Regions from separate parts of the Mus musculus genome. Here regions 2 and 3 are each linked to region 1. The links are chromatin loops, found by intact Hi-C in ENCODE. Cell type or tissue: heart. All regions are shown on one strand.

Region 1 (8,000 bases):
ATGGTTTACCCCGTGGCTGGCAGGGGAGGTCAATGTTCCAAGGAGGCAGTATGACGTTTCCACATGAGTTCCTGGGTGGACCACACCATCCCTGTTATGCTCTGAAGAGACTGTATGCAACAAGGCTCGGAGCAGGGAACTGCTGCTAACCTCACCTGTACCTCTTCTATGTCCCTCTCCAAGACTTCTACCAAGTCTCCCCTCCCTTGCTTCTCTGTGTCCCTTTTGGCAGGAAAACAGACTCCTTCTCTGTCTCAGAGTAATCTATGATGCTGTGCCCGAGACACAGTATAGAAGTGTAGCCTGCATCACCTTCCAGGATACAGGGAAATCACTTCAGAGACTTATGACAGGTGTGGTTCCCTGCCAAACACCCATGACACAAAGCCTTGTTAGAGCCTGGAAGATTCGAACTACAATCTCCATCTTCCCAAACAACCACCAACTGACAAATGACACAGACCACGTGGATGGGAAAACCTTATGGACCTCCCCTCCTCCCATCTTGTTCTCCTGGGTTCCAGATATCCTACTGCCTCAGAAATATGAGTTTCTGGGACTTCTGGCATTTGCTATTCTGCCTGACCATAGGTGCAGTCTTGCCACTTACAACTTTGCAAGCAAGTTACTGAGTCCCCAAGTCTTTTTTTTTTTTTTTTTTCATCTTTAAAAGAGGCGGCGGTGGGGGCAGGACAAGACTGTTTATCTTGTATACTACCAAATGCCCAGTGCCTGGCAAATACTGAATCCTCAGGAAATACTGGCTGGATAGATGAACAAGTAAATGTATTAGAATTGTTATTGGGATTAAATGAGATGAGGGAAGTAAGGCATTTGTCACAGCGATGTCACATATTAAACATTCAGTATAAAGCAGTTACTGTTAGCTATTATCCATGAGCAAAATCCTATGGTTCAGTCAGTCTGGTTCCCAGAGCCAATATAAAGTCAGATGCTTAAAGCTAAATAGCATCTTTCTCCAAAGTATCTAGGCAGTTGCCTCTGGAGTCCAAAGGGTGATATGTTGTATTCTATTGCATTTATTTTAACAAGTTTCTATTGAGCAAATCTTATGTGTCTAGAATTGATGATATCCTATGCAACATGCAGCTAGATAAGCTGCCTTCCTGAAAGACTTGCTTTGTAGTTGGAGGCAAGATCAACACTTATTAGCATAAGTTGCCATCTGTAGCAAAGAAACCAGGCCTGCATTTTAAGACCCAATGTAAAACTTTCATTTATTCCTTCAATGATATTCCTGGAACTCTTGCTATACACAGAAGACCCCTAGCTGCACACTGGGGACCCTGAGATAAAGTCAATGAATTTGATGAGCTGCTCCAAGATAAGAGATGAAGAGCTGATGGAAATGGGTCAGGACGTAGAACATGAAAGCAGAGTTCAAAGCTACTACCAAAAACTAGTTCAAAAACTACCTCCATGCTGGTCCAGGAGACTCATCTCTAATGCTTCCAAGGAAAGGGTAGAAGAAGGGATCGTGGGGGTGCCAGAGCCTTAGTCTTCACCTAAAGCTAGAGAATGACATGCTATGACAACCCACCAGTCTCTGAAAGCAGCACCACTATTATGGTCCCCATGCACCCCTGAGCCTGATAATCTGGAAGCATCTGGAAACATCTGGAGATCTAATCAAATCTGATCAGAAGGGAATTTAAAGAGCATGTGCTGTGGGCCTGAGGGGTTTTTGTTGTTTTTGTTGTCGTCGTCCCTGTTGTTATTTGAGGCTTGGTCTCATATGGCACAGTCTGGCTTGACTTATGTAACCAAGGATGGCTGAGAACTCCTGACCATCCTCTTCCCCTTTCTGGGTGCTGGGATTCCTAGTTTGCCCTGCCACAGCAGCTTGGAGAGATCTGAAGGATGGCAGAGTTTTATTTTGTGGCAGGGATGGAGGCCAGGAGAAACAGAGGATCAGAAACTACTCCATCACTGGCAACATGACATGGAGGATCCCAGCCTGGCCAGTGTGCTAGTGACTAAAGCACAGAGACAAGACTCAGACTCTCCCAGAGCCCAGCCTCATGAGGGGCAACAGCCAAATGGGGAACAGTGGGAGCCTGGTCTTAGCATCTGGCCCATGGCCCTAGGCAGGTCAGGGCTCAAACTGATAAAGCAGGGAAGCCAATCCCAAAGTGGGTCTTGGTCGTATGTGGAGCACTGTGTACTAAAATTCAGGGGTTGGGAGGGTGGAGGAAGGAGCAGCTGAGGGGCATGTGTCTTAATAGGACACCTATAACCAGCACTGAGTGGGGAAGAAAGACTTTGGCAATGGATAGCAATTTGGTGGAAGAGGGTGATACTGGAGCCCTGTCATACCCACACTTCCTGTCTTTCCACCCTCACAGCTCTTGGCAGGATGCTGCCTTTGACAGTGCCCTCCCGGGTAGAGAGCAGTAGACTCTACTCCTACTCCCACCTGTTCATGGTATGGTAGATCCAGCAGTGTGAGACTGTGCTCACAGCTCTCTAGACTGACAGCCAGTGGTCTGGAGCTCTGGAGCCAGGGTATCTATCTTTCAAACTCAGATCTGAGCTGTGCTAGCTCTTCTCTAATCTGTGTCCTTGGGCAAGTTTAACCTGTCTGATCCTTAGTTATTTTCATTGGTCAAATAGAAACAACAGCATATACTTTGAGGTTGTTCTGAGTCAATTAGGTGTTTTGGGTATCACGCACCTACTATAGTGCCTGGAACATTCCAGATGCTCAGTAAGTAATATGACTGTTACCATATATTTCCTTACCTATCATCAACACAGTTGAGTAATGGAACTTTGTTCACAGTGGGCATTCAATACATATCACTAATAATTTATATTTGCACATGTTGAAACTGATAAATTTTACAATCAACACACACACACACACACACAAAGAGAGAACTGTTTATTCTTGCAAGTACAGGCTGCTTGTAGCTATGGACATATTTGGATAAGACTTGAGTGCTCAGAATTATCTTAGATGGAACCTGTCGCCTGGCATTGTCAATATCCCAAAAGAATGTCAGGCCGAGGGTTCCTCAGATCCATCGGGTGCTCCTCCTTCAGCCCCTCCTCCATTTCCCATCACGCTCATTTGCATGAGCCTCTGCCTTGGCCCTTCCTTCTGCATCTCTTGTCGTGTAACTCGGAGCATAAGAGCCTCAGGAGACCAGAACCCTCATTTTGCCTTTGCTTATCTCTCTAAAAAGCCCAATGCAGGCAGCAGAAGCCAGCAGAGGAACATGCAATTACCTGGTGAATTCAGGCAAATAAACAATTTACTGGCTCTGGTGTGCTAAACCCCTTTCATGTGTCTTTGGAGGGTGTGAGATGGGACACGCAGAGCACATCTTCCAGGCTGGCTGGCCATTAACCTCAATTTCCAACCACTCAAGTCTGCCCTGCCCTTCCAAACTTGGAATCTTTCTGAGGGGTCATTACTCCAGCATGCTAGGGCAAATGCTCAATTGCTCCCAGCTCTGTCTCGCTGACTGACCACTAAGCAGCCCCCTCCTAGGTTCTGCACTCGGAGGCTCTGAGCCTTCTCTGGTGCCTGCAGGAGCCTCCTTCCAAGTCCAAGAGTGTGAATTCTGAGGTGTGGAGAGGAGCTGTTTGGGGGCAGCTCCTCTGGTTGCTATAAATCAGCTTTATCACCTCTTCCCCTTTCTTTTTTCTATATACTTCTTTTAACCCTCTCAATGGGTGAAACAGCCCCCCTGTAGGCTGTGCCTAATTGAGGAACGTTAAACCTTCTCATGGCTGGAAGTCAGCCTCTTTCTAAACGTCCATTGGGACGAACCCAGTGAGGGAGCTAAATATAGAAAGGGCTCCCTCCTCCCCCAGCCTCCCTGTCCTCATGGGCACTGGCACAGGCGAGAATCAATGCTGCGCTTGGCGGCAGCACGAGACAGCCACCCCTGCTTAGAGACCCTTATCTGCACCTGCCACCGATTGGCTCTGATAGACCCTGACACACTGAGGACAGGAAGTCACCATGGCGACCTCGCAGAGCAGACAGAGGGAGGGAGAAGGCAGAGGCTTGGCAGTGTTAGGCTGACTCAGGACACAAAGTTACCAACCTCATAGGCTCCTAGCTGGACAAACAGGGGTCCTGTCCCTTTACCCTGGCCACTCCAAGACATTCAATAGCGTAGGTCAGGGGTGGCCCTGCTGGCAACGATGGGGGAAGCTATGTTATTCAAACCGGAAGTCCACGACATTCTTAGGACTCTTCTGTGTGCCTCCAAAGAACACCAAGAATGGATGAATCAGTCCCTGCTCATCAGAGCCTTTCATGCTAAGCCAGCCCAAATGTCTGATTTAGAAACTGCGTGGTCTTGTTCTCTGAGTGGATTTCTGAGGCACACTCCACAGAGCAGGCCCAGGTCTTCATTCTCTCTGTACACACCCTTTGATTAAGCATCTGTGACCACACAGCAGGGTGTGCTGGATACCATATCAAACTGAAGAGGCCAGAGCAGGATGCGGTGGGGTGGTGGGGAGACAGGTACCCAGAACACTCAGGCAGTGGGCAAAACAAAGAAGCCATCTGTACCATCACCTCAGCAACTGTCACAACTCTGTGAGTAACTACTACAATTCTAATGGGAATATGAGCACAGAGGGCCATGGTACCTTTCATAAGGACCCCAGTGACAGAAAGATGTAGAGTTTTCTAGCTCCAACGCTGGGCAGTGAGCACAAACCTGTAGCACCTGAACCAGCTGGGGAGTCTTTTTTTTTTTTTTTAAATTGGATATTTTCTTTATTTACATTTCAAATGTTAGCCCCTTTCCTGGTTTCTCCTCCAAAAAATACCCTACCCCTACTCCCTCTCCCCTCCCCCTGCTCACCAACCCACCCACTCCCACTTCCTGGCCCTGGCATTCCCCCACACTGGGGCATAGAACCATCATAGGACCAAGGGCCACTCTTCCCATTGATGTCCAACTAGGCCATCCTCTGCTGTACTGCAGCTGGAGCCATGAGTCCCTGTGTGTTTTCTTTGATTGGTGGTTTAGTCCCTGGGAGCTCTGGGGTTACTGGTTAGTTCATATTGTTGTTCCTTCTAGGGGCCTGCAAACTTCTTCAGCTCCTTGGGTCCTTTCTCTAGCTCCTCCATTGGGAACCCTGTGCTCAGTCTGATGGATGGCTGTGAGCATTCACCTCTGTATTTGTGAGGCACTGTCAGAGCCTCTCAGGAGACATCTATATCAGGCTCCTGTCAGCAAGCACTTGTTGGCATCCACAACAGTGTCTGGGTTTGGCGATTGTAAATGGGATGGACCCCCAGGTGAGGCAGTCTCTAGATGGTCATTTCTTCAGTCTCTACTCCACACGTTGTCTCTGTAACTCCTTCCATGGGTATTTTGTTCCCCCTTCTAAGATGGATAGAAGTATCCACACTTTGATCATCCTTCTCCTTGAGTTTCATGTGGTTTGTGAATTGTATCTCAGGTATTCCGGGCTTCTGGGCTAATTCCACCTATCAGTGAGTACATATCATGTGTGTTCTTTCTTAAGTGCAGATTCCCTGGGCCTTGATCTAACCCAGAGATCTGATAATGTGGCTTAAATCAGCCACTATCAGTCCTCGGGTGACTATGCATACAACCTTCCTTGGGTCACTTCAGAAACTGCCATTGCTCTGGAGGCAGGTGGATCTCGCTCTCAGCAGACCTCTGGGCACCCTGGTTTGTTCAAAGGAGCAGTGAGGCTGAACCCCATCCAGTCACCAAGAAGCAGAATCACGCAGTCCTTTGGGAGGCAGCCTCAGCTGCTGACTTTGGGAGACTTGTGGGGAAGCTGGCCACAGTAGTTCAGACCTGTAATCCTAGCAAACAGGAGGCTGAGGAAGCAGGATGGCGAGTCTGACACCAGCTTAGGAAAAAAAAATGTCTAAGGAAAGATGACTGTGAGTGAGAGTGCGGGTGCGCGTACTCGTGTTTGTGTGTGTAGGGATACTGGGGCGTATCCTAGGGTGACTCTCCTGTGCAGTGTTTGCATCTGAGACCCACACAGCAGAAGAGCAATGTCAGCAATCACTATCCAGGTTCGGAAGCAGAGAGACCATCTACTATCTGGCCTTTCTTTTCTTTATCTTTTCTTCTTTGTGTGTGTGTGTGTGTGTGTGTGTGTGTGTGTGTGTGTGTGTGTGTGTTTGTGTTTTTGAGACAGGGTTTCGGGTTTCTCAGTGTAGCCCTGGCCATCCTGGAACTCTCTCTGTAGACCAGGCTGGCCTGGAACTCAGAGATCCACTTGCCTCTGCCTCCCAAATGCTGGGATTAAAGATGTGCACAACCACTGCCAGGCTATTTGGCCTTTCTTTTCAAAGCCTGGTCCCCTTTATTGCTCTGTGTTCTTAGGACTATAAGTTCAGGAGAGGCTCCAGAGCCATGCACTTAAATACTATGCAAAGACTTTGGGGAACATACCCAGTTCCTGTCCTAGACACTTAAGTCTGAAAAAGAGCTAGCAGGATAAGATAGGGTAAGGAGACAGACTCCCTGATTTAAGGCAAATGTGGGGTATAGAGCATCTCCCATCACCCCCCCACCCCAGATTCTGGCTTGTGGAATCAGTATGTGACTGTGAGTACATTTTCCTACTAGGTAACAGTGTATCTTGCCTGGCAATACCTTGCTCATGTTCTGGTACCCATTTACATGAGAACTTCGAGGTTATGGCAACAGCTTGGTCAGTAAAGTGCTAGCCTTGTTAGGCAGAAAAACCTGAGAACTTACTTTAAAAACCCAGACATGGGGCACATAGTTGTAACCATAGCATCATCTAGGCAGGTTCAGGCTGATCTCTGAGGCTCTTGGGCTGGCCAACCTTGGTGAGCTCTTGGCTAGTGATGAACCTTGTCTCAGGAAGAAAAAGTGGACAACACATGAGGGAACCCCACTGGATCTATAATCTATGGTCTCCACCTGTACACATCTAAACACTCTTGTGTACCCACACATAGATAAGCACACATGCATGCATGTACACACACACACACACACACACACACACACACACACACACACACAAATATAGTAATGCATCATTCTGACACCAGATCCTTAAACTGGCATGTGACGCCATGAAAGTCTCATAATGTGTGTGATGATGAAAAGCTGGTAAAAGTAAAATGTTTCTGAACAAGCAATGCCCCTAAATTATTTTCAAATCAAATGTGTAACAGATCCAAGATGGTTTTGGCAGCACCTGCCAGTGTGGCACCGTGCACTTCAATGTGGTCTTGGCTCTGAACACGGTGATGCAGCACTGCCTAAGAAACCTCATCTCAGACTTAAGCCTATGGCACCTTATGACTTGAAGTGCCTGTACTGCACAGAAGCAGTCATGTGCTCTTATAGAAAGGTAATGGTTTAATTACAGAAAATACAGACTTTTAATGCTTTTCTATTGTCATTGCTCAGAGTGCAGATTTGAAATTATTATGTCTTTGGATTGTATTGTGTTAGAAGATTTCATTTTAAAGATTGCTGCTTAATGGGCCAGCGAGATGGCTCAGGCAGTAAAGGTGCTCGCCATGCAACACTGGTGAGCTGAGCTCAATTCCTAGAAGCCATGTAAAGGTAAATAGAGAGAAACAGTTCCACGGAGAGGTCTTCTGTCTGTCGCACTTAGAGTATGGTATGCATGCCAGTACATAGACACACACACACCACATAGACACCATACTCACACATACACACACATCAATAGTAATACATTTAAAGGTTCTAAAAATTTTACTTTGAAATGCACCAATAACAAGACACTTAAACATTTTAAAACTTGAGTTGCTGACTTGAGTTTCATTAAAAAACAAAATTATCCTCTCCCCAAAACAAACAAACAAACAAACAAACAACCCAAACACATATTTGGCTTGAGATTAGAACAGGATTTCCAAGAATTTCTGAAACTGCTAAACATACATCTGCTATTTTGTATCACATATTTATGTGAATATATTCTCAGTGCTGCTACAAATAAGATCAAAA
Region 2 (8,000 bases), 62 kb before region 1:
CTAGTGTTACGTCACCATCTCCAAGGAGGCAGTCAGACCTTTGCCTTTTTCATTTTTCCTTCTTGAGGCATTACTTAAAAATAACAAACCACACAAAGGCTAACCTTTATTTAAGGGTTTAGCAGTCAGCAGAGGAGAGTGAGGGCATTACCTGCAGGAAATGATAATAATCTTAATAATGATAGAGAAAACATGTTGAAGTAAGTGTGCCAGACACCAGGCTGAGCACTTGACATGAAGAATTTCATTGTTTTTAATAATAACCAGTTATTATAGATGTCCTCCCCATTTTACAGGCAAGGAAACTGAAGCTTGGCGAGATTCAAATCTGGTGGGTTTCTTAGCAATATAACTTCAGAAATATCAGGGCAGAGTGGCACATACCTGTATTCTTAGCACTTGAGAGACTGAGACAGGCAGATTACAAATTTTAGACCAGTCGGGCTATACAGCAAGACCCTGCCTTAACAACTAAAAGTAAATAGAGAAATATAAAAGTGTCCTTTTCCCAGAAAAAAAGTGATATTTTATTTTACATATGTGGGTCTATTTGGGCTTCTATAACAAAACGCCTTAAACTAAGAGGCTTATTAAAAAACATTTTATATTACATTTATAGAGACCAGGAGATCCAAGATCAAAGTAATGGCAGACTTGGTGCCTGTTGCTATATAGTCCTGACTGGCTTTGAACTTTTAGTCCTCCTGCTTCACCCTCCCAAGTGCAAAGATTATAGGTATACAGCAGGCCACACCTCTTAACAGCACTGGGGATCAAGTTTTAGAATACACATTTTGGATGCAAACCATCATTGGGCTTTGGCATCCCCCACCAAGACAGTATTTATACAGTATAGCATCTTCCTGCTTCTTGACATGGCTTGTTCTCTCTCTATGCAGGAACTCCTAGAGGCATTATCTATGCCTTCATCAGTTCTTTTGTATTAGGAATTTTCTTACTTACTCACTTACTCATTCATTTACTAGCTTATACTGAGGTTCAAACGCAGGGACTTGTGCATGCCCAGTAAGCTTTCTGCCATGGAGTGACAATTCCAACTCTATAGTAGATCTTAACATAGGATCCTTCAACATTTCCTAAAACCATACAGAAAACGTTGCCCAGCTATCAGGTGTGGTATGTGTGCCATTAGGGAAGAAAGGGACTACAGATTTTTTTTTTATCAGATTCTCAAAGTAGCCTACCATCCACTCTCCTTGCCCCATATAAAAATGTGTGTCAGTTCTTCTGATGTCTTTTCCTCCAACTAGTTGTGACTGTGTACATCTCATTCTTTATCCTCTCATCCACCTGAGCTCTGCTCACTCTGGTCCCTGGGACTGGACCACTTCCTGCTGCACTACATCCCTCAGGTCTCCCTTCCTGTGGATTCTGGCTCATGTCTGAAGATACTTGGTGTAACCTGCCCTTATTATTGGCCATGCCAAGGTCACATGATCGTCCCTAGTCCTATGCTTTTTGTTTGCTGCACAAATAATTTAGCAACGACAATGGTCAGGGACAGTTGCAGAAAGGTTGCAGAAAAGTTGCAGAAAGGGTGACACCCCAGTGAACAAAATAACATAGACAGTGCTCTTGGAAAGCCAGCATTTTTCCCCTTGCCTTTTTAAAAATTGAAAATAGGTTCTTTTTTCACATAATATATCCCAATTACGGTTTCTCCCCACTCTACTTCTCCCAGTTCCTCCCCAGCTCCCTTCCCATCCAAATCTATTCCGTTTCTGTCTCTCATTAGATAAGAACAGGTTCCTCAGAGATAATAGCAGAATATAAAATATAAGATAACCCAAAACCTACTGTAGTTGGACAAGACAAACACACAGAAGTAAAAGAGCCCAAGAGTAGACACAGGAATCAGAGACACCTTCATTTCCACACTCGGGATTCCTATACAGACACTGCGTTGGAAGTTATAACTATGCATAGAGGATCTGGTGCAGAGCCAACAGGCCCCATGTGTGCCGCTGCAGTGAGAGAGCCAACATTCTTATCAACAGTTCTTCTTGTGAAGCTCGCTGAAGTCTAGACATGGTCCTATTTGTCTGGTCTACCTTTCAAGGGAAAAGATTATTAGTGGATCACGTTAAAAATTCATTAGTTCTTCTGCTTTTAGCAGTCTCCTATGAGCAGGCTTCTAATTAGGAAGAGGCCCTAGCCCTGCTCCTTGTCCCTGCCACTCTGCAGCTGGGTGTTGCTCCCAGCTCTGCTCTGGCAGCAGTGTGCAACACACTTCTCTCAGGCCCTCTCCTCTGGGTAACCCACTCCCAGGCCCCCAGGCTCACAAACCACATGTCCTGCTTTCTGGAGGGATGGTCTCTTCCTGTGTGGCAGGGATTTCCATACTCTATACTCCAGGTATCTCAGTTCCATCCAACAGCAGGAGGACCCCAGGAAGTTGCAAGTCCTCTTGGCTCCCCTTTCATTATGAGTAGGTAGACAGATGTCAGAGAAGGCAACTTCTCCCGATTCTTCATCTGCTACTGTCTGTACCTTCCCTAACATATCTTCTAGCACGTCCTTTCTGGGGGCTGGAAACATGGCTCAGTAGCTAAGAGCACTCGCTGTTCTTTCAGAGGACACAAGCTTGGTTCTCAGCACCCACACCAGGTGGCTCATGAGCTCCTGTAACACCAGCTCCAGATGATACAGTGCCCTCTCCTGGCCTCTCATGGAATCCCCCAACACACACACACACACACACACACACACACACACACACACATTAATCTTTAGAATAAAGTTCTTTCTGTTGAATCAGACTCCATGAAGCTCTGGACAAGCTAGAAAAGAGCTGTACTGTGAAGACAACAATACCTAGGTGTTGGTGTGAAGAATAAATGAAAAAAAGTGTCAACTGCAGTGAGGTCACCACCTAAGGGCATATTCCTGCCTTGCTCTGTTCCTGTCTGCTTCCTCCAGGGGCCCCTGGCCCTTTTCTGGGCATTTTATTCTCTCTTTTGACTTTCATTCTAAAGTCTTATTTCACTGTCTGCTTGATTAGAGCTCTGCAGGAGAGAAAAAACGAATCTGGAAGCATATCCTAAGGAAGTCAGAGTACCAGGAGGCTTTGTCCAGCGAACCTAAGAGCATTGTCTCGGGAGGTGCAGGGAGAGCTCATCACTTCCTGCAGTCACTGATGCTCAGTCTCTGACTTCAGGCCAAAGCACACCTGGCATGTTGTGGTGCAGAGACAAATCTTGGGGGAGAAGGAGGGCAGCTGGGAAGCAGAGCATCTGAGAGGCCATATGGGCATCAGTCTGGGTCCCAAATACTGGCAAGGAAGAGCCCAGGTGTTCTGGTTCCAGGGCTAATCTTGATAATCTGGGTATTCATGGGGCCCACGGGACTCATAGGATGCCTGGCAGGAGTGCCAACAGGGAGGGCGGACTATAACTGGGCTCTAATAGACCTTGTCTGTCTAGTCTCCAGCCAGTCTGGGTGGCTCTTTCAGCCAGTTTCTCCATGTTAGTGTCCATATAGTCACAGGAGAAGGAATAACTGTTGATAAATGTTGGAGAATGTCTAAGAATGGAAAACCACTGCCACTGTTCTCTGAGACGGATAGAAAGGTCCTGAGCATAGGGGGAAAAGCCAGTTAAAGGCATTCAGGCTGCAATAGACCCAAGTTAAGATTCAGGCTAAGCCTAGGTTACCAATAAGAAAAGGAGAAAATGATGCTCAGGAGAGATGGAGCCACCGGGGTTCCATGAAGCAGCCAGTGACTGCAGCAGCTCTCTGCTAAGGCGAGTGGTACCCACTTCCATTTACAGAATGATGGTGCTTGTCAGATTCCCTCCCAGGTCAGCTTCATGTAGGTGGCAAGTGTAGGATGAATCAAGAGGCGCTGCCAGAGAGGAGCAGGAGCAGGGAGACACTGCCAGTTTGGAGTTCCCATTCAGGAAGGAAAAACTCCAGCTCTCTGACCCCACTGACTGCTTGCTCTGAGTTGGTCCTTGATTCTTGGCAGTCCTTGGGATGAGTCGTGAAACAGACAACAGTGGCAAGCAGAGCATCTTGAGAACAAAGACGAGGCCACGCTCTTCTCTAGTATCGGTAATCTCACAGGCGCAGGTGGATGGCTGATGCATTGTATCGTACCGTCTAGATTGGGTTCACCTGGGACATTCTATATTGCTTTCATTGCTGTTTACCCTTTTGAGCTGTAGAGTTGATCTCAGAAATGTGGGAAAGCCCAAATGGAGCTCAGGGATGGTGCAGGGTAGGGTCAGAGGGGGGCTGTGGAGTCAGAAGAAGCTCAGGGTTTGGGCTACTACAGCTAAGTCCTTGGAACTCCAGCCAGCAAAAGTCCTGAGCACAGACATTATCATGGCTTGATTCGGATAGATTCCAGTGCCACTACAGGCCCTGCCACGTGGATGTTCCGGCTGGAAAACATGGACATGGTGGAGGCCACATTTGCCTGGCATTTTATCATGGGTGGTGAGAGATCTGGCAGTAGGGCCAGATGGCTTGGCCCCCAAGCTCTGCTTTCAGAAAATGGGACAGGGCTCAGGGGCCCATAGAGAATCTAAAAATAAAGCCCGTCTGTTTTTGCTCCCTTGAGGGAACCTGGATGGCCTCTGGGATCACACAAGCTATGGTCCTCCTTGCCTGAGTTCTGTTTTGTTTTGCAGTAGGAGCCAGAAAGGGCCCCATCCTCTGCATTTTAGTGTTATGTGATGAAGCCAACAGTGTCAGACTTGGAAGTAAGGAAGAATACATTGAAAGGGCCAAGTAAAGTTTAATCAATAGATTCGAACAAAGGTGGGGGAGGTGGCTAAGCAGAGAAAGGCGCTTACCACCAAGACCTCAGTTCCCACCCCCCACCCCCATCTGGAACTTACATGGTGGAAGGAGAAAACTAGCTCCTACAAGTTGTCCACCACTATCACCACCTCCACTAGCAACAGACAACAGCAACAAACTGTAGCTGGTAATGCGAGATGGCTCAGCTGGCAAAGTGCTTGCTGGGCAAGTCTAAGGACTTGACATCAGACTTCTAGCACCTACAGAAGAGCGAGGCACAGCCAGAAGCAACCCCAGCTCTGAGGTCTGGGAAGGAGCTAGGGGAGTAGGGGAAGGGGGGTCTCTAGGGTTTGTTAGCCATACTAGCTAGATTGGTGAGCTATGGTTTCAGTGAAAGATTGCCTCAAAAACTAAGGTGGGGAGAGGGGGGGCACCCAACATTGACCTATAGCACTCACACACAAGGGCACATATATGAAGACACACATACATATTCACATACACATTCTACACCTCTAAAATTAGGACTTCACTATTCTGAAATCACTGCTTCTTGGGTGACACTTTGGTATGTCAATGAGAGGTACACTGGTCTCCATTAAGCAAACCCTCAGTGCCTGAAACTGTAGACAATATAAGCTTTTATATATTGTGGTTCTTCTTCTATATGTCCCATATTGTTAACATGTAGCACCAGGATGCATCCCTTCCTCCCTGATGCCTCCTTTGTGCCACTGTTTTTGGCCTTTGGGGTCATTATTAAATGAAGTGCTGCCATACTGCACCAGTCCCTTTGATAACTGAGACACCTACTCAGTGACCATGGATGGATAGTGCATACCAGGTAGACTTACTGAACAAAGAGATCCAGGTCCTAAGTGAGATGGATTGGGATGCTAGGAATGTTCATCATGCTACTGAGATTTTTAAATTGCTACTCAGGATTTAAACTTATGAGCTATTTATTTTTGGAATTTTCCACTTAATACTTTCAGATCTAGGGTGACTATAGGGGGCAGAAACCACAGAAAGCAAAACCTCAAGTAAAGACATCTGTGTATGGGGAAGGGACTTGGGTGGGGGTACTGTACTGGAACCCCAAGTGGGGTGGTTTGAATAGAAATGGCCCTCATAGGCTCATCTATTTGAATGCTTGGTCATTAGGGAGTGGTGCTACTTGACAGGGATTAGGAGATGTGGCCTTCTTGGAGGAAATGTGACACTGGGGGGGGGGTGAGCATTTGGGGTTTCAAATGCTTAAATCAAGCCCAGTGTCTCTCTGTTCCTGCTGCCTGTGGAATCAGATGGAAAATTCCCAACTCCTCCAACACCATGTCTGCCTGCATGCCATCATGCGCCCCACCATGATGACAATGGACTAAACCTCTGGAACTGTAAGTTTTCCTTTATAAGAGCTGCCATGGTCATGGTGTCTCTTCACAGCACTCGAACACTGACTAAGACACCAAGTGTGGACGGAGAAGGGACTGCGGGTGGCAGTTACTGTACTGGAAATCCAAATGTTTCTAACAATGTCTAAGCCGCTCCAGGCTACCATAGATGGAGTATATCAGAGGGATAAGAGAGGCTCTATGGCAAGCAGGAAGTACAGGTTTACAAGGGAGGGACACCCCTCGGGTGGGAGTGAGGTCTTTATTTGATCACTCACTGTCTCCACCACTCAGCATGTTACAGTTATTAGGCCACACACAAAAGTGGGTGGGAGGGAAAGTGATACAAAGTCAAGTCAGACCCAGATCTCGGAGTCACTGCTGCTGCTACGCCCAAAACAGGGCTCATTTTCAAAGAGGTGGGCTCTCTCCTCCATAACCACTGCTGCTTCAAAACGATACTGCTTGTGTCAAAGTAGAAGAAAAATTGTGCTTCTTCCATGGTAGGCCTACACTTCTTGGTCTCCATCATTTATCAACTTTTTAGCCACTGCCAGCTATGACATCGACTCTTACTCTCTTCTATTATGTAGCATCCAGGTGGACCAGTCTAACAGCAGAACTTCCAGTCCTCCACTGTCTCCTGACTGAATCCTCCACAGATTTTCATGAGTGGAGGCTTCTCCTCAATGTCCCTCAACCCCACACATCGACTCCAAAGAGAAGATATTGTCTCTAATGTTCCAGAGAAGACAGCGGCCTCCTGCCTCTCTGTGTTCAGTGCAGAATCTACAATGGCCTCTGCCCACCAAGGCTGGGGAGAGTCTCTGCCGTGAATCCAGCAGGTACTCCCCAGGCTTTGAAGAGCAATGCTTTTGCAGCTCTGCTGCAGCAGGTGCTGTTGGGACTACTGCCCCCTCCCCAGCCCCGGTTGAAATTCAACTGTTTCTTAACTTTTGGACACTAATTCTCTCTTGGTTTCCCCTGCATTCCGAATCCCATGGCAAGTTCCTTTGCTCCACCTGTGATGTGAGGGCTAGAGCTCTCAGTGCTTCTGCCCTTGGGCTCCACTCACTGCCATCAACACACTTAGGATGCCAAGGTTGGACTCTTCAGTCTAAACCTCCTTTAGACATGCATCTCGGTTGTGTTCATCCCTCACTGGGTCCCCATGCTCCTTAGGATAAATTCAGCCTTTATCTGTGGCAGCAAAGCCCATTTTGTAAAACCATGTTCTCTGGCTTCATTTCTTGCTTCTTTCTTTCTTTTTTTCCTGTTTCCTACCACTATATAGAATTATGGTGAGCATATAATTTATCATCCTAACTGGGCCTGTTTGGTACTGAACAGGGGACAAGCTGTAATAATTAAGCTGGACCAAGAGATGATAAACCAGGACAGTTCCAGGCAGGCTAGGGTAGAACCCATTTACCTACCATGCCCTTATTGAAATATTCACTGTCCTCCTAACATACTGTGGTCTTTCACCCCTGGGCTTCTGAACAAACAGTTCCTACTTCTAGAACAAGCCTATTTATTCTCTTTTAGGAGTTTTCCCCAGATTACATAAGGTACATTTTCTCTCTAACCCCATGGTGCTCTATGCTGTCAGTACCAAAACAAAAAACAAAAAAACCAAAAAAAGGTAGCCAATACTACTCCATGGTGTACTGAGCTGAAGCTGGGAACAGACTGGCAATGGCATCAAGTACAAGGTCCTCGGTCCCAGACTGCTGGGGCTGGATCTCAGCATACTAGGTAGCTCCTTCTTGTCTGCCTTCGCTTTCAAAGTTCCCAAGACGTTAGCCTAAGCTAGTGTACACAGCATCTCCAGGAGTGCAG
Region 3 (8,000 bases), 100 kb before region 1:
CCTCATTGGTTAAGAGCAGTCTTGGGGCGGGGCTACTCATCTTTGGATTCCAGGTGCCCAACACGATGCATGGTGCACAGTAAGAACTCAACGGCTCACATGAGCAATCAAGCAAGCTCTTCCTACTGTATGATTCTGTGAACTGGATTGGCCTTGGGGCTAACAAACCAAACTGCAAGCCCCAGGGAGGCAGAGGTATGTACAACTGTACCTAGCACGAGCCAGACACCCAAGAGACTTACTGAGTTAGCGAAGAAACTATAAATGTATTTTTCAGTGGGACTTCTCCTTTGGCCAACTAAATCACCAGAGGGCTCTACTGCTATAGGATGTCTACTTCCTAAATATGCTTACATCAAAAAGTTGTATTTATTTATTTTTATTTATGTGTATGGGTCTACATAAATTTATGCGCACAATGTACATGCGGGTGCCAAGAAAGTCAAAGAGGGTGTTGGATCCCCTGCAGCTGAAGTGACAGGTGGTTGTGAGCCTGTCATATGTGCTGGGAACTGAAACAGAGTTCTCTGCAAAAGTAGCAAGTTCTCTTAATTTCTGAGCTTTCTCTCCAGTATCCTGCATATGCTTTCTGATGAGATGTGTGGTTCACTTGAGGCAGATGAAATTCTGTTTTACTCCAATAAGAAGGAACCAATCAGAAGGCAGAATCACAGCCGAGGTGTGAGCAGGGGGCAGAGGAAGACCACTGCTGTTCCTAGGCATAAGCCAACAAGGGCCCAGTGATCAGGGATTTGCTCCTGGGCCGACACAACAAAGATTACAGAAAGCTAAGTTCAGTCCCTGGGAGTGGGCTGAGTGGCTCCCAGATGGCAGCACCATATTTAAATCCTGTCCTCAGGTAGACTCTAATCTGGGCCTTCAGAATTCCCACACATCAAGAAAACAGAAACCACAAGGAAGGAAGGAAGCAATTGTGTGGTTAAGGGACAGAGGAAGAAAGTAGACTCAGAGACCCCCGTCAAGGCCTTCTGACACTAGAGTAGTAATCTGTGAAATGGTCTGTGGAACAACCCAAACTGGAGTCTCAAAAATGAGCAAGAATATAATACTTCCGGGGAGCTCAGGGCATGGACCCCAAAATCAGCACTTCCAAAAAGGTGCTCTGGGCAGCAGTGTGAGATGGGAGCTCTTGTTTATTGCTTCCTGCTTACTGAGCACTCTGCCCAAAGGCCATAGGTAGGGGTGGGGACTAGAACTTCAGTCTAGTTCCTTCTTGTGGGCAGCTTTGGAATTGGATCTTCAGATTTTATTGTGAAAATGGGTTCTATATGCTCCTGAATTTCAGGCATGACACGGGAGATTCCTTATGTTCAAGAGTAAGAAGTGGCCTAAAGTTCTGGCTGGACAGTTCAAATCACCGGGCTTAAGGAAGGCGTGATTACTTTGAGTCATGATGAAGAGACAGGTGGAATAATTAGCCTTTTGATGAGATAATATGTGTTTCTTTACCAGAACTCCTACTCTCTGGTGTCTCTAGAAGATGCCATGGAGTTCTGTTGTGTTAGACCACCCGACACAGAAAGAGGTGACTTCTTTTTCTTTTTCCTTTCTCTTCTTACAGATGCCGAGTAGAACTTAAATACTTTTTCCCCCCTCCTCGACACCCTGGCCTTTACTCTTTTTCCAAAGCTCCTTCTCTGGACACCCCACATGGCTGCTTGCTACCTCGTGGCTGACCTCCATGCCAGCTTAACTCAGACAGCACAGCCTTTCTCTGCTCTCATGGTCCAGACAGCCGCCGAGATTTAGAGCTCACCTGCTCTGAGTTTTTCTTGTAAATTATAATGGAACTGTTTTCGAGCTTCAACCAGCCAGCCAGCCAGCCAACCAGGACCTACTAGGACGATGAAAAGAATCAGTTCTAGAAGTAAAAACCTACTCATTCATTAGGACTGAGTGTGATGCTGTATACTAACCAGCTGTCCTCACTATAGGAGACCTTCTCTTTCCAAACTAGTTCTTGAGGACCCTCATGTTGTCCCTTGTTCCTGGACCCGAGTTCATTCCTAGTGTGACTAGTCGGAAAGCAGTAAAGAGCAGGGTGTATATGTGTGTGTATGTGTTTGTGTGTGTGTATGTGTGCACGTGCCTGCACATGTGTGTGCATTTATGATTGTGCACACGTGTGTGTGTATGTGTGTGCCCATGTGTGTGTGCCTATGCATGTGTATGTGTGTGTGTCTGTGCTAACCTCGTCTCTGAATGAATGAAGCAATCACAATAGCCACATTGCAGAGCTGAGCAAAGCTAGGTCACTACAAAGCCCAGTCTTTTTGGGTCCCCTGAAAAGCCCACTGACATGGACCAGCAGAGGTGGCAAACATACAGCAAACCAAGAGGAAAACTAGATGGGGATAGAGTAGCAAGTGCCACCCGTCCGTCTGTGGATAGAAACTGGGAGAGACACACTCAAGCTCACTACTGGTCTCCCCTCAGTGAGAGCCCATGCAGGTAGGAGCTGGGATTTGCCTATTTATGATGGCACTTCCTACATCCCTGGCCCTAGATGTGCTTGCTTTGAATGTGATTGTCAGAAACATTTGTCCTTTGAGGAAGAAGTACAGAAGGAAGGGTTGAGGTCCCAGAGGCTCAGATGGCCTTTATCTCCTGTCTGGGCTCATAAGGAGAGATGACACTTGGGGAGGCAGGGCAAGTGGAATCAAGATACACTGGCATGTGTGCTACTCCAGTCTTGATTGGCATGCTTTTCTGGAAACTGCACATTGCTCAGTTTATCTTCCCCAATACCAGATCCTAGGAAACCCTTCACCATTATCTTCCCACACTCCTGGGTGTATGGCTTGACCCAGAAGAGCTGTGTGGAACAGACCATGTCTGGCCAAACCATGGAGTTCCCTTGGAGACCTTGTCCCACAGGCGAGCACCATCTGCTGCTCTTTCTCCATATGTGCATCACAGACGCCCTTCTCCCTGGGTCAGATGCTCGGCCTTCTGCCACCTGGGGCTAGCAAGCATCTGAGAAACGGATGTGCTACCACAGCTCCACAGTGGAGCAAACCCCAGGACAAGCCTTTGGTGAACAGCATGGTGGTCATGAGATGCAGACGGGAAGGCTGGATACAGGGATGAAGGCTCTTGAAAATATGCAACAAAGGCCTGATGGGACCAAGGTCAGATACCAGTGACTCTCAGGGGTGAAGCATTGAGGTGGAAGTGGTAGAGAGATAGGCTGCGGATGCTGGGCTAGCTAGGCAATCAGCCTGAGGGACTCCCTATGTGTTGCTTGATGATATGGATCTTCTCTAAGCTCCAGTCTAGCCTCTGTTAGCTCACCTGGGATTCTGTTTTCTGTGAAATAGGTAGAGACAGACAGGAGGAGAATGTTGGCAAGATGATGCTTGTTGGCCTGGGGGGGGGGGAGGCACATCAAATTAAGATGCTAAGAGATTAGGTATTGGAGCCTGTACGTGGTCACTAGGTATCCCAGGCTATCCCAGTCAGCACACAGTGTGCTCTTTCCTGCCAGGACTTTTGTCTGCATTCCTTTCCTCTGCTCTGAGCTACGCTGAGACTATCTTCTGCATTCTGGAGGTAGGGAGGTGTCCTTCCCCTTCTCCTCCCATCCTCCTCTTCTGAGGACTAGTTCTCCCTCTCCCATTAAGCTACATCTAACTCAGTCTTAGACTTACAGGACTGGCAGGCCACCCTCCCTAGCCTCTGTACTGCCCAACTGGTGGACTAGAGTCAGATAGGCCTGTGTGGAAGTCAGTGTACCCTCCCCATCTCTCCCTTTCCTTCTCTCTCCTCCTTACCCTTCCCCCCCTCCAGCCGACAGACTTCCAGCAGTCACAAGCTTCCTGGGTCTCATTTACTTATTCTGAAAAATGAACAACAGGAATTTTCTACATAGGGCTTCTATGAAAGTCCAGCCCATCACAGCATTTTCTGAGCTGGGAAGCGATAGCCTCTAGTTACCCTGCACGAAGTCAGCCGGCCACTCGTGGACTGCTCTTGCTGTCAGTTCATCTTTAGACAGCACCTTTGAGTTCCTGTTCTGCCTTTGGGGACTCTAGAGCTCGTCTGATCCTGTACCAACATGACAGATCTCTAAGTTCCTCGGGCACAGCCTGACTCCTCATCTCATTTGGCATAAACTGCTGGTGGCTGTTTCCCAGTTGCCTTTCCACTCTGTATAATGTGGTTCTGGAGTCAGAGGCCATGTGCAAGCCTCTAGCTGTGTGACTTCAAAGCAGTGAGAGTTTCTAAGTCTCAGCAACAACCCAGACCTAATTGGCACATTTAGGTCCAAGTCTTTCCAGTACTGGGTGTGACCTCTACCAGGGCAGGCCTGGCACAGTGTAATGTCATCGCCCAGAAGAGGGCTCCATAGCTCTGCATGGCCCCAGTGCTTGCTGGGCACATGGCCAGCTGTTTTAAGGATACCTTAGTGTGGAGGGCTAAATTCAGTTCACCTTTCTGAGACAGGGTTTTCCTTGAACTTTTAACAGGACTGAATTTCTGGGTCCCCCAAATTGTTAACAATTACTTCTAACATAGTCTCGGGTACTTAAACCTGCTCCAGAGCCTGGGGCCAATTTAGTGTTTCCAGTGAGTGGCAGAAAATTCTGAAGAGTCCTTTTACATCTTACGAGTTTGCAGCCCCGGGGCGAAGAGCTTCTGGGCTGGGGTTGATTTAGCTCAGTAAATTCAGCCAACTCTTGATCATTCCCCAAAGTATATTTTTTTCCTCCTTTTTTTTTTCCTCTGGAGGGTGGAGATGGGACCACATATGAGATCTAGCTCGTCTGACTGAGCATGAGCTGAAAAGACAGATAGAGTAGGTGCCCTCTGTCTGCCAGGAATAGGAGAGTGGGGGCTTCTTTGGTCTCTGCTCTCTGAGCCTTTGCATCTCTGTCTCTTCACTGTCTCACACCCTCCTGTGGTCCTGAGGAGAAACTCCGACACCAGTTTAGCATCTTTCTATTTCCACATTGCCCTCTTGCCCTCCAGAAACAGGTTAGTGACAGCAGGGACTATTGTCTCCCTGGTCTCTGCTTCTCTAGTGCTCCTCCCAATGTTAGGTTTCATTACAAATTTTATGAATAAGTGAATGCTTATCTGATTCTTTTTCAGTCCCTGCCTCTCAGCTCCCCATGTCCACAATGGTCTCCTTGACCTGGTATCTGAACAGCTCCAAAGCGCAGGCAGCCTTTAGGGATGCTTTCTCTCCCAATCACCCTCTCTCTACATGTGTATGGGGGGGGAGGGAAGGGAGTCCTTGGGGTGGTCTCTCCCCCCACCTCTGTCTGTCTGTGTTGGGGAGGGAGATGGGGAGATGAGGAGAGGGAGAGAAAAGGAGGGAGGGAGGGAGGGAGGGAGAGAGAGAGAGAGAGAGAGAGAGAGAGAGAGAGAGAGAGAGCAAACCCCTCTCTCCTTCAGGGAAACCCTCTAATATCTATTATTAACACACACACACACACACACACACACACACACACACACACCAGGCCAAAGCTAAAAGATACTTTTAAAATGATCTGTTCCTCACTCCTCCATTGCTGGTGGGATTGCAAGCTGGTACAACCCCTCTGGAAATCAGTCTGGTGGTTTTTCAGAAAATTAGACATAGTACTACTGGAGGACCCAGCTATTCCACTCCTGGGCATATACCCAGAAGATGCTCCAACATGTAATAAGGACACATGCTCCACTATGTACATAGCAGAAGCTAGAAACAATCCAGATGTTCTTCAACAGAGGAGTAGATACAGAAAATGTGGTACATTTACACAATGGAATACTACTCAGCCATTAAAAACAATGATTTCATGAAATTTGCAGGCAAATGGATGGAACTAGAAAATATCATCCTGAGTAAGGTAACCCAGACACAAAAGAATATACACGGCATGCACTCACTGATAAGTGGATATCAGCCCAAATGTTTGGAATACCCAAGATACAATTCACAGACCATATAAAGCTCAAGAAGAAGGAAGACCAAAGTGAGGATGCTTAAGCCCTTCTTAGAAGGGGAAACAAAATACTCACAGGAGGAAATATGGAGAAAAAGTGTGGCGCAGAGACTGAAGGAAAGGCCACCCAGAGACTGCCCCACTTGGGGATCCATCCCATATACAGTGTCCAAACATAGATGCTATTGCAGATGCTGGGAAGTGCTTGCTGATGAGAGCCTGATATGGCTGTCTCCTGAGACAAATACAGAGGCAGATGCTGGCAGCCAACCATTGGACTGAACGTGGGATCCCTGATGGAGGAATTGGAGAAAGGACTGAAGGAGCTGATGGGGTTTGCAGCCCCACGGGGGGAGCAACAGTGTCAACAGGCCAGACAACCTGGAGGTCCCAGGGACTGGACCACCAACCAAAGAGTACACATGGAAGGATCCATGGCTCTTGGCAGAGGATGGCCTTGTTGGGCATCAGTGGGAGGAGAGGTCCTTGGACCTGAGGGGGTTTAATGTCCCAGTGTAGGGGAATGCCAGGGTGGGAAGGCGGGAGTGGGCGGGTGGGTGGGGGAGCATCCTCATAGAGGCAAAGAGAGGGGGATAGAATAGGGGATTTCCGGAGGGGAGACCTGGAAAGGGGATAACATTTGAAATGTAAATAAAGAAAATACCCAATTAAAAAAGATCTGTTCCTAACAGGAGAAAATTATTGCCAAACTTTATATAGATTTAGAATCTATAAAGAAATCTAAAACTCAAGTAGGAATCAATAAATGGGCTCATGACAATAGTTTTTAGATGAAAAAATAAAAAGTGGCCAATACATTGAAAAAGTGTTCAAAAATCCTTAGACATCATGGAAATGAAAGTTAAAGCTGCTTAAAAAAAAAAAAAAAAAAACCCTTAGCAAACAAAATACTTCCCTGAGATTTAGTCTCGTCCTAGTTAGGAGTGCTGACAAGGTTGTGGGGAGAGAGGAGCTCTTATTTAGTGCTGGTGGGGTGCAAAGTGGTGAAGCCACTATGGAAATTAGTATTTCATTAAAATTAAAACTAGAGTCACCATAGGGCTCATTGATATCATTCCTGGGCACAGACCTGCGGGGTTCTAGTTGGCACATTGCACATTTCTTGCACCTCTATGTTTTTTGTTTTTGTTTTTTTTTTTCAGTACTGCTCACAAGAGCTTGAGTTATAGACCAAACCTAGATGCCCATCAACAGACAAAACGTTAAGGAAAATGTGGTAAGATACATAAAAGAATTTCAGCCAGCTATAAAGAATGTAGTAATGTGTGTGATGGGTAGAGTTTGAGATTATTTTGTTAAGTAAAATAAGCAGACTCAGAAAAACAAATATCACATTTCTCTTATATTCAGAAACTAGATGTAAATTTATATATGCATCTGTGTGTATGTGTATGTATATATGAAATGAACGTGGGGCCATGGGAGGAAAGGAAGAGATCTATCTACATGGAGGAGGGGACAAGAGAGGGTACTGGAATGACATAGCATAGAAGCAGAAGGGAGGATGATCTAGGAGAAGGAAGGAAACTGGTAAGAGGCAGAAGAGATATGGGGACACTGGTGACGGGGACAAATAACAGGTGTAAAGATGTTTATGTGTGGAAATGTCATAGTTAAACCAATCTCTTTGTCTGCTAACAAGAAAACGAATAATAAGAAAAAGACATGACCTACAGGTAGGTACCATTTAAGCTGAAGAAAATATGTTCCGTGCATGTTCAATATTCATGTGTTTTGAAATGGCACATATCTGGAATTCACTTAAAATACTTTAGGGGAAAACACAAGAGGGCCAGGTGGTGGGCTCAGGAGGGCCCCTTACTCTTCTTGAGCATCCTCACATCCTCCAACTTCCCCATGATACAAAGTCAAGCTCAAGAGTGAAGCGAAGGACCCTCCACTCTTTCCCCTGGTGTTTGGACTCCCAAGACAGCTGGCACACATGAGAAGCACCCTGCAAGCTGAGAGTGCTGGTGTTGGCCTGCAACCGCTGAACTCAGGAGCTTGAGGCAGGAGAGTACA

The links. A loop is a pair of places that touch in the nucleus more often than their neighbours do. Peaks named below come from ENCODE experiments on the same cell type or tissue, not always from the same donor. Only the 100,000 strongest peaks of a DNase experiment are listed, where the experiment ranks them.
Region 2: it touches region 1 in a loop (2.1-fold over the local background); 2 of 42 quality-filtered maps call a loop at or near these places.
Region 3: it touches region 1 in a loop (2.7-fold over the local background); 3 of 42 quality-filtered maps call a loop at or near these places.

Annotation. Positions count from the first base shown.
Region 1 is chr3:105,534,945-105,542,944 of GRCm38, reverse strand. All of the region lies in intron 2 of Kcnd3 (potassium voltage-gated channel, Shal-related family, member 3), which reads right to left. Among named protein-coding and RNA genes, the nearest start is that of Kcnd3os, 86 kb to the right of the region's middle. In heart, no CTCF peak of the experiment used is centred here; a DNase peak (open chromatin) is centred at 3,924; H3K4me3 peaks cover 924 bases; H3K27ac peaks cover 1,650 bases.
Region 2 is chr3:105,597,133-105,605,132 of GRCm38, reverse strand. All of the region lies in intron 2 of Kcnd3 (potassium voltage-gated channel, Shal-related family, member 3), which reads right to left. Among named protein-coding and RNA genes, the nearest start is that of Ddx20, 86 kb to the left of the region's middle. In heart, no CTCF peak of the experiment used is centred here; a DNase peak (open chromatin) is centred at 4,502; H3K27me3 peaks cover 333 bases.
Region 3 is chr3:105,638,715-105,646,714 of GRCm38, reverse strand. All of the region lies in intron 2 of Kcnd3 (potassium voltage-gated channel, Shal-related family, member 3), which reads right to left. Among named protein-coding and RNA genes, the nearest start is that of Ddx20, 45 kb to the left of the region's middle. In heart, a CTCF peak has its summit at 4,358 (motif pointing right); a DNase peak (open chromatin) is centred at 4,334; H3K27me3 peaks cover 406 bases.